Linked DNA regions of Homo sapiens: regions 1, 2, 3 and 5 are each linked to region 4. The links are chromatin contacts, found by Hi-C or POLR2A ChIA-PET in ENCODE. All regions are on one chromosome and are shown on one strand. The core of a region is the stretch at or near the end of the contact, and the rest is flanking DNA. Distances in the headings are between cores, read along the strand shown. Region 1 holds the start of RMDN2-AS1 (RMDN2 antisense RNA 1). Region 2 has its middle 17 kb from the start of PIRAT1. Region 3 holds the start of CYP1B1 (cytochrome P450 family 1 subfamily B member 1). Region 4 holds the start of HNRNPLL (heterogeneous nuclear ribonucleoprotein L like). Region 5 overlaps CDC42EP3 (CDC42 effector protein 3).

The links. Hi-C counts contacts between places; a loop is a spot of excess contacts on that map. ChIA-PET counts read pairs that join two places held with the same protein, here RNA polymerase II (POLR2A). Pooled maps may share reads with other maps.
Region 1: a loop to region 4 is called in a pooled map, with 2.7 times the contacts of the local background. The contact joins the promoter of RMDN2-AS1 here to the promoter of HNRNPLL in region 4. A Hi-C loop is called at or near these places in 2 of 50 pooled maps. POLR2A ChIA-PET finds 5 or more read pairs at or near these places in 2 of 52 experiments (WTC11 and activated T-cell).
Region 2: a loop to region 4 is called in a pooled map, with 6 times the contacts of the local background. The contact joins the enhancer-like site here to the promoter of HNRNPLL in region 4. A Hi-C loop is called at or near these places in 1 of 37 single-sample maps with no recorded cell type and 3 of 50 pooled maps. POLR2A ChIA-PET finds 5 or more read pairs at or near these places in 1 of 52 experiments (B cell).
Region 3: a loop to region 4 is called in a map of chondrocyte, with 2.0 times the contacts of the local background. The contact joins the promoter of CYP1B1 here to the promoter of HNRNPLL in region 4. A Hi-C loop is called at or near these places in 1 of 168 maps with a recorded cell type or tissue (chondrocyte), 1 of 37 single-sample maps with no recorded cell type and 7 of 50 pooled maps. POLR2A ChIA-PET finds 5 or more read pairs at or near these places in 2 of 52 experiments (HEK293 and Panc1).
Region 5: a pooled map shows a loop between it and region 4 (2.4-fold over the local background). The contact joins the enhancer-like site here to the promoter of HNRNPLL in region 4. A Hi-C loop is called at or near these places in 2 of 37 single-sample maps with no recorded cell type and 4 of 50 pooled maps. POLR2A ChIA-PET finds 5 or more read pairs at or near these places in 2 of 52 experiments (GM12878 and activated T-cell).

What each region holds. Positions count from the first base shown.
Region 1 is chr2:38,034,892-38,037,591 of GRCh38, forward strand. It overlaps RMDN2-AS1 (RMDN2 antisense RNA 1), which reads right to left and starts at 1,450. Exons shown (of 4, transcript NR_102712.1): 1 at 1,259-1,450. It also overlaps a transcript of RMDN2 not described here.
Region 2 is chr2:37,891,518-37,894,217 of GRCh38, forward strand. No RefSeq gene overlaps it. Among named protein-coding and RNA genes, the nearest start is that of PIRAT1, 17 kb to the left of the region's middle. Within about 2 kb of position 1,399, at least 6 of the 41 ENCODE cell types and tissues checked have a DNase peak (open chromatin) inside an H3K27ac peak, as active enhancers do; they include B cell, where a contact is called at or near this core.
Region 3 is chr2:38,074,901-38,077,600 of GRCh38, forward strand. It overlaps CYP1B1 (cytochrome P450 family 1 subfamily B member 1), which reads right to left and starts at 1,251. Exons shown (of 3, transcript NM_000104.4): 1 at 880-1,251; 2 at 1-489. The coding sequence starts at 488. RefSeq lists a promoter at 1,232-2,607, cis regulatory regions at 1,246-1,253, 2,174-2,203, silencers at 1,247-1,336, 2,247-2,366 and an enhancer at 2,074-2,272.
Region 4 is chr2:38,601,602-38,604,301 of GRCh38, forward strand. HNRNPLL (heterogeneous nuclear ribonucleoprotein L like) reads right to left here and starts at 1,327. Exons shown (of 13, transcript NM_138394.4): 1 at 837-1,327. The coding sequence starts at 1,025. RefSeq lists silencers at 1,047-1,146, 1,167-1,216, 1,437-1,506.
Region 5 is chr2:37,652,874-37,655,573 of GRCh38, forward strand. The region is part of intron 1 of CDC42EP3 (CDC42 effector protein 3); the gene reads right to left. Among named protein-coding and RNA genes, the nearest start is that of CDC42EP3, 17 kb to the right of the region's middle. RefSeq lists enhancers at 1,199-1,408, 2,076-2,135. Within about 2 kb of position 1,343, at least 25 of the 41 ENCODE cell types and tissues checked have a DNase peak (open chromatin) inside an H3K27ac peak, as active enhancers do; they include GM12878, where a contact is called at or near this core.

The sequences.
Region 1 (2,700 bases), core at 200-2,699, 570 kb before region 4:
CATGCCTACTAACAAAGTATTTAGAAGCATTTATGCTGAAGTAAGGACAGGAAAAATGACACTGTCACTACTATTATTGAATATTGTTCTAGAGATACTAGCTCTAATTAGGAAAGACAAACAAATTAGAATATTTGAAAGTAATACATTAACAGAATATGGTAAGTATCATTTATGTTGGCAAATAAATTCACGTGTGAAAAACCTGAAAGAACGAACTACAAAACATTCTTCAACAATAAAAGAATAAATATATAGAAATCAGTAGCCATGACAAATACAGATGGCAGCCAGTTAGAAGGTGTACTGGAAGGTAATGCCTCATTTACCCTGAGTAAAACAAGATCAAATATCTAGGAATAAATATAAGAATCATGTCTGATAGGCAAGCAGAAATTGAAGGAACCCCAAAAGTTTGAACAAATAAAAAGACACACTATATTTTGATTAGGAAGACAGCATCCTAAAATTATCCAATATCCTTCAATTAATCTACAAATTTGATAAAATTCCAATACAAATACCAACAAGATTCTTTTTATGTTCTGAGGTTCAAATGGAAAATCAAACAAGTAAGAGTAGTTGTGAAAATACTGAAGAAGTCAAGCAATGAGGGGCAACAATACCTACCAGATAAGAAAAAATGCATAAAGCTATCATACTCAAAGAAATATGAATGAATAGACAAATCAGTGAAATAGAATATAAAGTCCATAAATACATCCTAATACACATAAAAATGTATATGATAAAAGAGGCATGTAAAATGAGTTATTCAATAAATGAGTCCCTGGAAGATAAGGAGGGTGGGAAACAGATAGGATAGGCTATGAATTATTAAGCAACTGGTTTATATCTAGTTTAACCAGCAAGATGCAGGAGCATCTTCAACTTAGTTTTCTCATAGCACCATGATGTCCACAAATCCACTTACAAGCAATAGTTCTGTCTTTCCCAATGTTACATTCCAAGCATTCACAACCGTATCTGGACACAGAAACTCTACCATGGTACCAAACAGTAATTACTCTGCAGAGGTAATAGGTGCACACACTATTTAGGTCTGAATACCACAGCAGGGAAAGGTATGCCAGCTAGGAAGGAAATAAAATCTCAGGAAAAACGAGGGCAAGTAGAAAAAAAAAAAGATAAGAGGAACTAAATAGCCTCGCTGGGCACATACTCATGGGAACCCTGCTGATGTTGCCCAACTTGAAGATAAAGAGATGCCTATGATATAGAATCATGAAGATCTCACCTCAGAGAGATCCGTGATATGTCACCCAGGAGCATCCGTCACCTGCCGGAGCACTGTACCAGGAAACCAGAGGCATGGTTCTGTGTAATCTCGAGCAAGCTAAGTGGCCATGATGAGAATGCTTCTTCCTACTGTGCCCAGCTACAGGATTTATGTAAGAATGACACGAAATGACAGATGTGAGTACACTTTGCAGCTCTGATCAGTGGTATCCTAATAAAGAAGAATTGTTAGCTTTGAGTTGAGCCTTGTTTGTAACAGGCACTCACTTCACTGTTGTTGCCTTTTATGTTCCGGAGTCCTGCATGATATGGACTCCAGGATAGCAAGAGTCCACATACCCCTCCCCAAGAGAAATTAAGCTGGGAGCCATGGAATTATCATCATCTCCTTGCCACCCTGTCCAACTGCAGGTCGTGGGAAGCTGAATTTACCCTGTGAGACTTCTGCTTCATTTACATTCATCTTGGCAGGCAGTGGTGGGTCGTGGGGAACCTGTTGAAAGCATGACAGCAATGAAGGCTTTCTTACATGCTGAACTCACATCAAAGCTCTTTTCTTCTGTGCTGACACATGTAACTCTTTACCAGTCTGATGATAACACATACAGAGACAGACCCTCGGATTCCTGCTGGGGAGAAAACAGAGCCAGAGATATGCTGTACTGAGCTGGCAAATACAGTGTTCTTTCTGTTAAAATCTGATGGGAAAGTAACTAGGCAAAAATCCATGGTGCTGGCTACGGTACAAAGATGACCAAGGCTGTCTCAGGTATCCTGGTGGCTTTATTGTCTATTTCCGGGAAAAGAGTAGGTAGGGATCAAGAGCAAAGAACATGGGAAAATGTGCTGCTTTGTCATTGCAGTTCATTTATTTCCTAGAAATTTTGGCTTCTAGGGAAAGGCAGCGTGATATAAAAAAGAAAAAGGTACTGGACTCAACCTGATTTAAATCCAGACCTGACACTTTGCTACCTGGATGAACTTGGGTAAGTGACCTAAGCTCTCTAAGCTTCAGTTTCCTCATCTGTAAAATGAGGATGAAATTTTCTATGCAAGATTTTGTAAGGAAGATCAAATAAATGGACATAAAGCAATTGACACATAAATATGGAAACGATTTCTCAGCTTTCCTCCCTGAGGGACAGAGACTCTTCAGGCTACTTAAATTCTCCCCAGACTTTTCCAAGTTGCTCTTTATCCTCATACCCTGGCCACACCACAAAAGCTGCCCACATAGAAGAACTTGGTGAAGACTTGCTGACTATTCCCCTAAATTCTGCTTGTTTAATAAACATCTGCAGAGACAGGCTCAGCAATGGGCTCATTGTGGAGAATCCCAGAAGTGTGTGGCAACACCAAAGGAATTTTATGAAAGTCCCAGGAGAGAGAAACTGTCGTTCAAGTCATCACATAGCAAACTGCCCCTAACACGTGCTGCAC
Region 2 (2,700 bases), core at 149-2,648, 710 kb before region 4:
TTATTCTGTCCTTCGATTCCACAACACCAGGGCTGTTGTGAGACAGATGAACGCTTAAGACCAGGACCCAGTTGGACACACTCAGTACCTACTGCTTTCTCACCCCCATTCTCCTTTCTATTCCATTTCGCTTTCTCTTCCTCGATCTGTCAGGGTTTCTAATCCTGACAATGAGCTTGAAATGGTCAGGTTTACTCAGAGAAAAAAAAACAAAACAGGCAATTGGTATCACTCAAAGAAGAGCCTAGACCAGGTCTCAGGGGCAGATTCCAAGTATGTAGAGTCCCCACTCACTCGCCTTACCTCTGTCCGCAGCTCAGACGCCGTGTGAATCCTAAATTTAGACCCTGCTATAACATGTGGCTACTGACCTCCAGAAAGGCTCCTCCCCAGAAAGTCATAACCCACCCAAGGGAAGGCAGTGCAGTATAATGATTAAAAATATGAATTTGGAATGATAATTTCATTGGAATCTCTGTTTGCTTATATGTTGGGTGGGCTTGGGCCACTTATTTTTACATCTCTAAACCTCAACTCCCTCATCTGTAAAATGGGCTAATGATATTTAACTCACAGATTGTTGTGATTATCAAATGAGACACTGCATTTTTAAAATGCTTATCACATTTCATAACTAGGAAGCACTTAACAGACACCGTCATTATTCGTTATGAAGTCCAGACTTTGTAGGACTCAAAGGACTCTATCTCAGGGGTGGAATCATCTGGAGCCCTGGCACCATCGGTTGCCCAAGGCTCCTTTCTGAACAGCCAGGTCCCTGGGAATTCTCTAGGGAATGAAGTTGGACTTCATTCAAACTTCATTCTTCTTCTTCGAACTCCACCATGATTCTGGCCTAGAGGCTCTGACCTCCCGCCCAGAGATCACACTGCCTCTCCTCAGTCTCATCCTGTCAATCAAGTCGACTACGGGACCTGCTCAGTCAGGAGCGTGCACTCCACTTTCTCTTCTATTCTCCTGCTGGCTTCCTCTCCTCCACCACCCCTTTCCTCTCACTTACTTTCAGCTGCCAAGAATAAGATACTGTTTTACCCACATCTATCTACTGTCACTCAGTCGGGGACTGGGGCTTCCTGAATCAGCACAACTTTTTCTAATTAGGTTTGCCATAGTTGCATGCTTCAAATGTAGTGGTTGAATTCCTCAAAGAAACTCTTCAGGAGGAAGGAAGGGTGTGGCAGATTATGCCACCCCAAAATATGCCACTTTGGCGTGTTAAAAAAAAAAAAAAAACCACTTCAGCAGAATTAAATTTAAGGGAGTTTAATTGAGCAATGAACAATTCACAAATTGGGCAGCCAACTCAGAGAGACTCCAGGAGTGCCTTGTGGTCAGAACAAATTTATAGACAAAAAAAAAGTAAAGTGACATATAGAAATAGGAAGTGAGAAACAGCCTGACTAGCTACAGCTTGGCGTTTGCCTTATTTGAACACAAGTTGAACACTCAGCAGTGTATGAGTGGTTGAAGTATGGCTGCTGGGATTGGCCAAGACTCAGTGACTGTTACAGGTGCATACTCCTAGTTAGGTTTTCAGTCTCGTCTACCAGTTAAGCTAGGTTGCAGTTCATCCACAAGGACTCAAATATAGAAGTACAGAGTCCTTCTCAGGCCATATTTAGTTTGCTTTAACAGACGTAAGGATTATTCTGAGCTGATGATAATTAAGAAGTGGACAGAAGAAAAACTCTGCTCTCCTTTTTTCTTCCAGGAAGGGCAGGACAGTTCTTGGTCCCCTGAGACAACCGTAGATCCTATATCCCACACACTAGACCAGAGGAACAAACTTGACCAACCAGCCCTTACCGTCCATGAGTTTCCCATTTATCTTCCCACAACTTGCTACCCCATGAAGTCCAGAGTGCTTTTCCTTTCTCTTGTTAATTCTCTACAAAAGTATTGGGTTTTTTTGTTAAGATGTTATATAAGCCCAAGTTCTAACAATCCCTTTGAGTTACTCATCTCTAGGTACCTCCATGTGTATGTGTGACACATGCTAATAAACTTCTGTTTGTGTTTCTCTGGTGAAGGTGCTTTTTTGTTAGTCTAATATACAGGGCCTCAGTGGGAGAACCTAAGATGGCTAGAGGGACAAGATTTGCTTTCCTCCCCTATAAAAGCAACCCAGGGGTGGGTAGGAGGAAGAGGCAGGTAGTGCTCTGTTAGGAAGTTCTCTGTGCACAAGTTCAGCATCCCTAGAAGGCCTCTACTCCTACCCTCAGTCCTGCTTTGTTTATTCAATGCTTTCTTCCTCCTGTCCTCCCAAGTCAAGTATCTGCGTAAGGCTACCTCCTACTTGAAGTTAGCAACCCCTGGGCTGCTGACATGGCCCATTCCTACAAATGATGGCATTGATTAGAATTCACACTCAAAGCAAATTTTGCCTGATTTATTGGAGAAGTTTCCTTAAATCCTCCTTCTGTTCTATGTCCTCTAGGCCATTGAGCCTGGAGTGTCATTGAGAGTACTGTGAGCAATCTTGCCTTGCAGTTAACCACTTAATAAACTCTTTATTCATAAGTAGATGTTGGGGGAAAAGGATAACTTCACAGTAATCACATAAGGACTGGATTATGGCCCCAGCTCCACACTCATTGGCTACGTGATCTTTGTAAGTCATTTTCCCCTCCCTGGGTTCCTCATCTGCCAAATGCGAAAGCTGGGCTGGATGGGTAAGAG
Region 3 (2,700 bases), core at 1-2,500, 530 kb before region 4:
CGGCTGCGCGGCTGGCGCGTGAAGAAGTTGCGCATCATGCTGTGGGCTGCGCGCCGCTGCACCTTCCAGTGCTCCGAGTAGTGGCCGAAAGCCATGCTGCGGCCGCCGGACACCACACGGAAGGAGGCGAAGGCCGGCCGGTCGGCGAAGGCCGAGCCCTGCTGCACCAGGGCCTGGTGGATGGCGCGCTCGCCATTCAGCACCACTATGGGGCAGCTGCCCAGGCGGATCTGGAAAACGTCGCCGTAGCGCCGCGCCAGGCGAGCGAACGAGAGGTGAGCCGCCTGGCCCACCGCCGCCGCGTTTCCGATCAGTGGCCACGCAAACGGGCCCGGGGGCGCGGACCGGAGCTGCCGCCTCCGTTGCCTCAGCAGCCGCTGGCCCACATGCACAGTGGCCAGCACCGACAGGAGTAGCAGGAGCGTGGTCTGCTGGATGGACAGCGGGTTTAGCGGCCAAGGGTCGTTCGGGCTGAGGCTGGTGCCCATGCTGGGGACAGAGAGGAGAAGGCGTGACACTCAGGGGTGCAGAGACAGGAGCGGGCGCCCCACGCCCCTACCCCAGCCTCTGGGGACTGAGTGCCGTTGGGTGGAGAGGTCGGAGCTGACTCTCTGGAGAAATGGCCGAAGACGCCCCTTCCCATCCCCAACCCACTCTCCCTTGGAGAAGAGAAGGGGCGTGTTTCCACCTCGCTGTAACCCAGCGCCAAACCCTTCCCCTCCCCGCAAGGCGCGTAACGGTTCCTGCAATCTGGGGACAACGCTGCGGGCATCGAGGCGGTGGCGCTTGATTTCCTTTAAAGTACCTACCACGCCACCCGCTACCTGTAATAATCCATCTGAAGAGGTCGCCGGGCAGCGCCTCGGCAGACAGACTGACCTGCGGGGAGGTGCGGTTTCCAGTGGCGCGGGACAGCCGGCTCCGAGAAGGAACTGGGACCTTTGCCTAGGGCAAGACGTCAACAGGAACCCGCAGGCCCGGCCTGGACACCTGCTGCCCTCACTGGAAGCTTTAACTCCCACTCGAGTCTCTTGGCGTCGTCAGTGCCAGGAGCGCTTGGATTGGGATGGGGACGGAGAAGGGTGCCTCGCTCGCCGAGCCCCGCTGCCCTTGGGGACCTGGCAAAGTCGAGGTTTCCTCACAGCGTTGAGATTGAGACTGGGGGTCGGTGAGTGGCGTCAATTCCCATGCCCTTGCGGCTCTCACAACTGGAGTCGCAGAAGCGCTCGCTCCCACTCCCACTCCAGAGTCAAAGCGCGCCATCCCGCTCCTCCGGGTTTTAAGGACTGGGTAGAAGGAGGGCAGCGCGACCTGGCAGGGCGGGGCCTGCGGGGGGCGGGGCGCGCCGCACACCAGGCCGCTTTGACCCGGACTCCCGTCCAGGCGCACCGGCCGGCCTCGGAGCTCTACCAGCAGGCTTTCATGGGAGCGGAGGTGCCCACGTTTCCATTGTGCGGTAACCGCGCTTCATCACAGCCACCTCCAATCGAGGCCGCACGGTGTCCCCAGAACCACGCTCGGTACAACCTGCCCCGGCCGCTGCGCTCGACTTGGGAGCGCGCCCCGCCCCGAGCGCACGACCTCCCTTCCCTCTCCGCGACTTGAGCTTGCTTCCCGGAAAGCCAGTGTAGTGGCAGCGGTTTGCCTCACAGCGCCCCTGGTTGGTTGTTTAAATTTTATCTTAGGTTCTCGCAAACAAATTGCCACCTCAGTGGAGGCTCTTTGGCATGCTAAATTTTTTCCAGTTCTTGCGGCGAGATCAGGAATCCCTAAAAGTAGCCGCTCCCCCGCCCCGGGGCCCCGACAGTGCTTGGGCACACAAAGGCTCCTGGGGCGCAGCTGGCCCTGAGATTTCCCGCGTAGAGGCCACTCCAGGTGGCGCCGCCCGCTGGTGGGCGCGGGGCCGCCCAGGCTGCGATGGAAGCCGTTGGCGCAGGGCGGGGAGCCAAGCTGGGGCGACTGGGGGGGCCTGGGGGAGCTAGCGGGGCGGGACCCGAGCGGGGCGGAGAGTGGCAGGAGGAGGCGAATCTCCGCGCTCCGGCGAACTTTATCGGGTTGAAGTTTCTGCTGTCGCCTCCCCTTTGCGTGCGGAGCTGGGCTTTGCGTGCGCCGCTTCTGGAAAGTCGGCTCCAGTCATATCCCTGGGCGCTGCCTGCGGCCGCTCCTCCCGCGCTTCTCACGGCACCTGACACGCGGAGGCGGCGGCCGAGGGTGGGGTGCCGGCCACCACCACCCTTGGCGTGGGGTGCCGGCCGCCACCACCCTCGGCTGCGCACGCACAGTCGCGCCTGCCAGGCCAGCGAGGCGGACGCTTGGGCCACCACCCGCAGGCCGAGCCCGGGCGCGTATCGCCACCTCGCTGCGCACCGGCGGCTCTGTGGTCTTCCTGGGCGCGCTTGCGGTCGCGAAGGGGGCCCTCCCTTTATAAGGGAAGCCGGAGGCGCTTGGGCGGGGGTGGCTTCCCCCGCCTGGCGCGCCCTTTCCTACATGCTGATGCATAGGATTTTCAAGACAGCTAAGAGAACAAGGACTTCACGAGGCGGGGGGAAGGGCGAACTCGAGGGAAGAGGTGGGATGTATCTGGTTAACCAGGTAGGAATTGTACTGGCTTCATCAAAGGATAAATATAAAAGTGATAGGTTCACCAGGGACAACCCTGCACTTTGAGCTCCACTCGCGCTGCGAATCTCGTGCTATTAT
Region 4 (2,700 bases), core at 77-2,576:
CTTCTGCCTCCCCCTAACATTTCTGGTAAGAGAAAGACCTGGCTCTAGGAATGTGTGTTTAATGCAACCCTGAGCTCACTTCATCCTTTCATGGGGCAAATGTGGAATAAATTACCAATGAAAAACTTTAGTAATTTTAAGATTTGTTTTACTTGAAGGTAGGGGTGTACCAACAGCTGCCAACACTTCTGTTGAAGTGTTGTAACCGAAGAGGTAAAAAGTGTACTGAGTAATCCACAAAATTGGGTAGAGCAAAGGATGCACGCCATGCTTATAAAGAGTTTAATTTTAAAATTTTTTAAATTAAACCTTCAAGGGAACTAGCATGTGAACGCCAAGGCATAATCTGTTATTTAATTACGGGTCTCCATAGGACCGAGGCGGAGAGAGCTCCCGGTAGAACCGACGCAACCATCCCGGGATGGTGACCAACGCGCGGCTGCTGCGGGCAGAGGGACTGAAGAGAACCGGTGGTCCCGACGCTGGCCCCGAGCCCGAGGAGTTAAACTAACAAAGAGCTCCCCGAGCCGCGAAACCCCCCAGAGCGGAAGCGACGCCTCCCCGCCGCCGCCGCCGCGCCGCGACCCTCCCCAAGTTCAGGGCCCGGCAGTGGACTCGCTGCGGGGCCTGCGGCCAGGACGGCGCCGGGTTCGCAGTCGGGATGCGGGAAACAGGTAGAGGCCAGAATACGAGCCCCAAAGAGAAGAGTGGGCGCTTCCCCAAACGGGTCGGCGCAGCGGAAAAGGCTAACTGAAGCAAGCGGGAGGCCCCGCACCGAGGCCCTGCTTCCCGGGGAGCAGCCAGGCACAGCGGACAGGGGGGCCGCGCTTTGTTACCGGCTGAGAGAAGCTCCGGCCGCCGCCGCCGCCATCGCCCCCGCCCCGGGGCGTCGCTTCCCGGCGGTTCTCGCCTTCCTCGGCCGAGTAGTCGATCTCCCCCTCCTCGGTCTTGAGACGCTTGGCCTGGCTCTCGTACTCCCGGTCCTCCTCGTACGTCTCCCTGGGGGAGGAAGAGGAGGAGGACATGGCGGCGGCCGGAGGGACCGGCTGGCAGGCGGGTGGGGGTGGCGGTGGGGCGCGCGCCTCGGATGCCGCCGGCCAGTCCTCGCCGCCGGCAGCGCCTCTTCTGCGAGGGTCTCCGCGGCCCGGCCGTCCGCGGGGACTGCGCGGCCAGGAGACTGGCGGCTGAGAAGCGCGGACGGACTGAGGGGGGCGCCCCGGGAGGAAGCTCTGGAGCGGCCGCTCCTCTCAATTACCGAGCCAACATTCAGCCTCTCCCTCCTCCTCCTCCGTCTCCGCTCCCTGCCCGGAGGAGCGAATCTAAGGATGGGGACGCAACCGTGGCTTCCGGTCTTCCCTCCTCCCCTAAGCCGCTCCCAGCCGCGCAGGCCGAGCCTCCGCCCCCGCCTTCGCGGCCGTCGCGCAGGATCGAATCCAGCCGCAGCCTGCGGGAAGCGCCCCCCCCGGCCCGGGTTCTGCTCCCTATTGGCAGGGGCGGGAAAGTCGACCGGGCTTCCCATTGGCTGTGAGGGCCGTTCGTCAAAAGCCGCCCGCTGCTCGACCTCACTTCTCTCCCCGCGCCTTCTGAACTCGCCGCGGTCCTGGGAGGCCCGGCGCGCAAGGCGCGCCGCCTGGGAGTAGTTGCGACCCGCAACCGTTGGCGCTATGCGGCTCCTACCCGAGGCCAGGCGTGGAGTGAACACGGACGAGCGACGAGAAGTGCGGAGAGGCTAGGGCTGCGGGTGTTAACCGCCCTGCCGCTAATTTAAATGCTTTTTATCACCTCTTAAAAAGAGAATGAGGAAAAAAACCTCTAAAATCCCTGCAGTCATACCCCCCGAAAAGCCCTAAAATTGCAGGCGATGAAGGGAGAAAACGGCTTGGAGCCATGAGAATGGTCTTTCCACTGTTTTGTGTGCAAAATCTGGTAGAAGTGGGCGGACCCTCCCGCCCCTAGCTGGGTGTTGGAGAACAGCTGTCAGCATTGACTGAAGGCTGCGAGGCGCGCGTCGGCAGGAGGCGCTGCACGCGGGCGCTCGTCGGTCTGATCGGTTATAACTCGTTTGTAACCTGGGCCCTTTACTGACTTGCCTGTCCCTGTAAGTCCCTGCTCCAGTTAAATATGTTTTAATCCTTCCATATAAAATCTCATCCTCCATCCCAATTCTTTCTCTTCTGGACAATGTATTTACTTCACTTGATCATTTATTGTCGAAAGATACAAAAGCCTTTCAAAGTTCTGTGATCACAGCTTGCTTCCTCTGTGGTGTCCTGAGGGCTTTTCCAAGATTTTAGTTGCTGCTCTCTTTTTGCAACAGGGCCCCTTATAACTCCCTCTTAAGATGTTCTGTTTTAAAAACTCTGTGAGCGCCTGAAGACAGGAACTGTGTGCAATTTTCATTTTCGCAAGCCCAGTTCCTGTGCGATCTCCAGCACAATTTAGGTGCTCAACAATGCTGAATGAGTAGTCCTTGGGAAATAAAGGTCCAGTGTATCTTTCAGGACAGAAACTGGCAAATCAAGGCAACCTAACTGCCCTCTGTCAGGTGCCTCTTGGAGGACTGCCTGAGATCAAGAGCCTCTTGTGTTTCTGTTGTCCTTGTCCCTCGGATGCTTTCCTAGATGTGGCTCTTCCTTTCCTAAGAGTGTAGATTGCTTCCTCCTCCAGCCTAGTTCTCTCCAAAGTTATTTCCTCCTCCAA
Region 5 (2,700 bases), core at 93-2,592, 950 kb before region 4:
CTCTAGTTTTCTTGCATTTCTCTACTCCCACTATCTTACCTAAATCTTAAAAGACAGACAAAGGTTCTTATAGTTAGCCCTTTCTCAAAAACCTTGACCCTGAAATTTGAACTTCCCACAATTATTCCTGGTTTCTTTCTAGTTCCACAAACTTTCTCCTAGTTCTTGGATCATGGTTTGTTCCTCTTTCCCTTCATAGATAACACTGGAGATAACATTCATCTCAGAAGTTAGATTCCTTTAAAAACAAATGCTCTAGTTCCTGGGGCACTAGAGAGAAAAGATTTGCCAACAAAAGGGTCCAGCTTGCCAGTCAGTCATGTGGCAGGTCAGAGAGAACACATGTGGCAGGCAGACAGGTGGGCACAGTGCTGCTGAGAACGGACATGCTCCCTTACAGGTTGTGTGAGAAATCCAAGAGTTTCAATACACAAAAGGACCGGAGAGGAAGCTACGGCCCTGGTTTTTATAAGGAAGGAAGAGAGCCGGGTTGCACTAGGCTAGACAATTCTAGTTTCTTGTGACTGACTGAAGCGTAAATGACAGTGATAATGATAGAAATAATCACAGCAGTAATAAATAATTTGGTTAAGAAAAAAACTGAAGCGGTGCTTTGCTTCATTTCTTACCATCTTTTTGGCAAACAGAATGATGCTGAAAATATCAAAACAGGGCAGCAGCCAGGAGGAAGGGAAAATCAAGCGGTTTTAAAAAATGACAGACAGAAAAATCAGCTCCTAAGTTACTTAGAGTTGATGCACTGGCAACTTACAGGACTCTGAAAAGAACCAAGGAGTTGGGATATTTTTAAAATTCCATTTATTTTAAAGGAATGTTTGGTTTGCCTACTAATTGTTTTTAGATTAATTCTTAGTGGAGAGAAAAAGTAAAAAAAAAAAAAAATTGCATCCTGCAAAACAGGTTGCAGTGTTAATTTAAAACACACATGTATAAAAATGGGCAGGTGGGTTGAGGGGTGCTACTGCCCCCAGGGACCTGCGGCTCTGTTCTTTTCTCCTCCTTGCAGGAAGTGAGCCTGCATCCGACTTCCCCTTTCTGGCTCGGTTGTCACATCCTTCAGGGACATTCCAGCTTCTGATCACTTTTCGCTTTGCCTCAGCACAGTCGCACTATGCGGCCAGTCACGGCACCACTGCACTACTGCACCATCTGAGCCCCATGCCAGAGTATCCAGCGACTCCTCCTGCATGTTGGAACCAACAGTCCTAGGGGAGGATGATGACTCGGCCAAGTACCCTCCGCCGCCTCCCTACCCCCAACCATCTGTGGGCTATGTCTCTCTGCTGCCAACCAGAAGATAATAATTCCACTGTGCCAAGCGCCCAGAACATGATCCTAGGCTCCACATTTAGAAGGGATAAAGGCTACCTGGAACATGTCCCCGCATGTTCAGAGGGAGGCAAATGGGAGGAAGTGAAGGAGCTCGATTAGGACATGTGAGAAGAGGCTGAAGGAATAGAGCAGCTTAAAGAGAACTCATAGAAAGAGAAAACTAATCTTAAGGGATCTGAAGGATTCATTTAATTGTAATGAAAAGGAATTAACTTGTTCTGGGAGGCCCTAGAGCTACCAAGCAGAAACTACAAGGAAAGATTTTGGCTCCTCCAAGTAACAGCTCAGGTTTCTCAAAAGATGGAATGGGCTGGGGTGGGGAGGGGACAGCAAGTATGGCCATGGGATGAAGCTCTCACAGAGGGGAGGGCGGTTACCCTGCGCCTCCCTGACAGTGCGTGAAGGGAGGTGTTCACGTTCCCATTTATTCTGAGTTTCCTGTATGGGAACACGATCACTGCCAATTTCCTTGTAGTCCCATGTCACTTTTCCATAGAAAAACGCACACGGACTTTCCCTTGAAGAAGCTTTCTCTTTGAACACGGCAGTCTTCTTACTAATATAGAAATGACCAGCCAATCTTTGGGATCAGAAACACTAAAATATTACTACAATGTGGACGCTCATGTCAATCCTTTTACAAACCTCTGTAGGAGTGCTTCTCTGAATAATTTTAAAATTGAAGGGGAAAAAAACCCCATAGTGTTAGATTTTCATTTAAGTTCAATGCTGAATTTCTAAGGCGGAAATCAGTGTAACCAGAAGCACCCAGTAACCCGAAGGGGATGCTTTTCATATTTTCAGTCTGTTTAACTCCACCCATTTGAGAAGATAAGAAGATGCCTTTTCTATTTTTAGATTCTTACCCTCTCCCCATATCATCTAAACTGAGGACATAGCTCTAAGCTTCAAGACTATGAAACTCTATTAGCTGGCTCCCCAGCTGCTGAGCTCTGTTATGCAAATGAACTTAGCCAGAACGAGCAGGCGGTATTTTAAAGACCCATTCAAAGTCTGATACATCTCACCTTCCATTATTTTAAAGGACTTTCATTTGTGATTCAGCTACAGCTTGAATTTATTGTTCTTTTACAACCCTGATTATATACAGACCCACAAATACCATATGTGAGACTCAGTGCTAATTTGTGTACACGTCTCATTTTTATGGGATCTAATTTGAAAGATCTCTTAGAAGCAAAATTGGAAGACAGAAGGTCCACCTCACATAGCACCAAGTCTGCACTTTTGAACAGAGGCCATTAGGACCTTTTTTCCTATAAAAATGAGTTACTGGGGAAGACTCAATGTGGACATAGAACTCTGGCAGTTACAACAAGGCAGGAG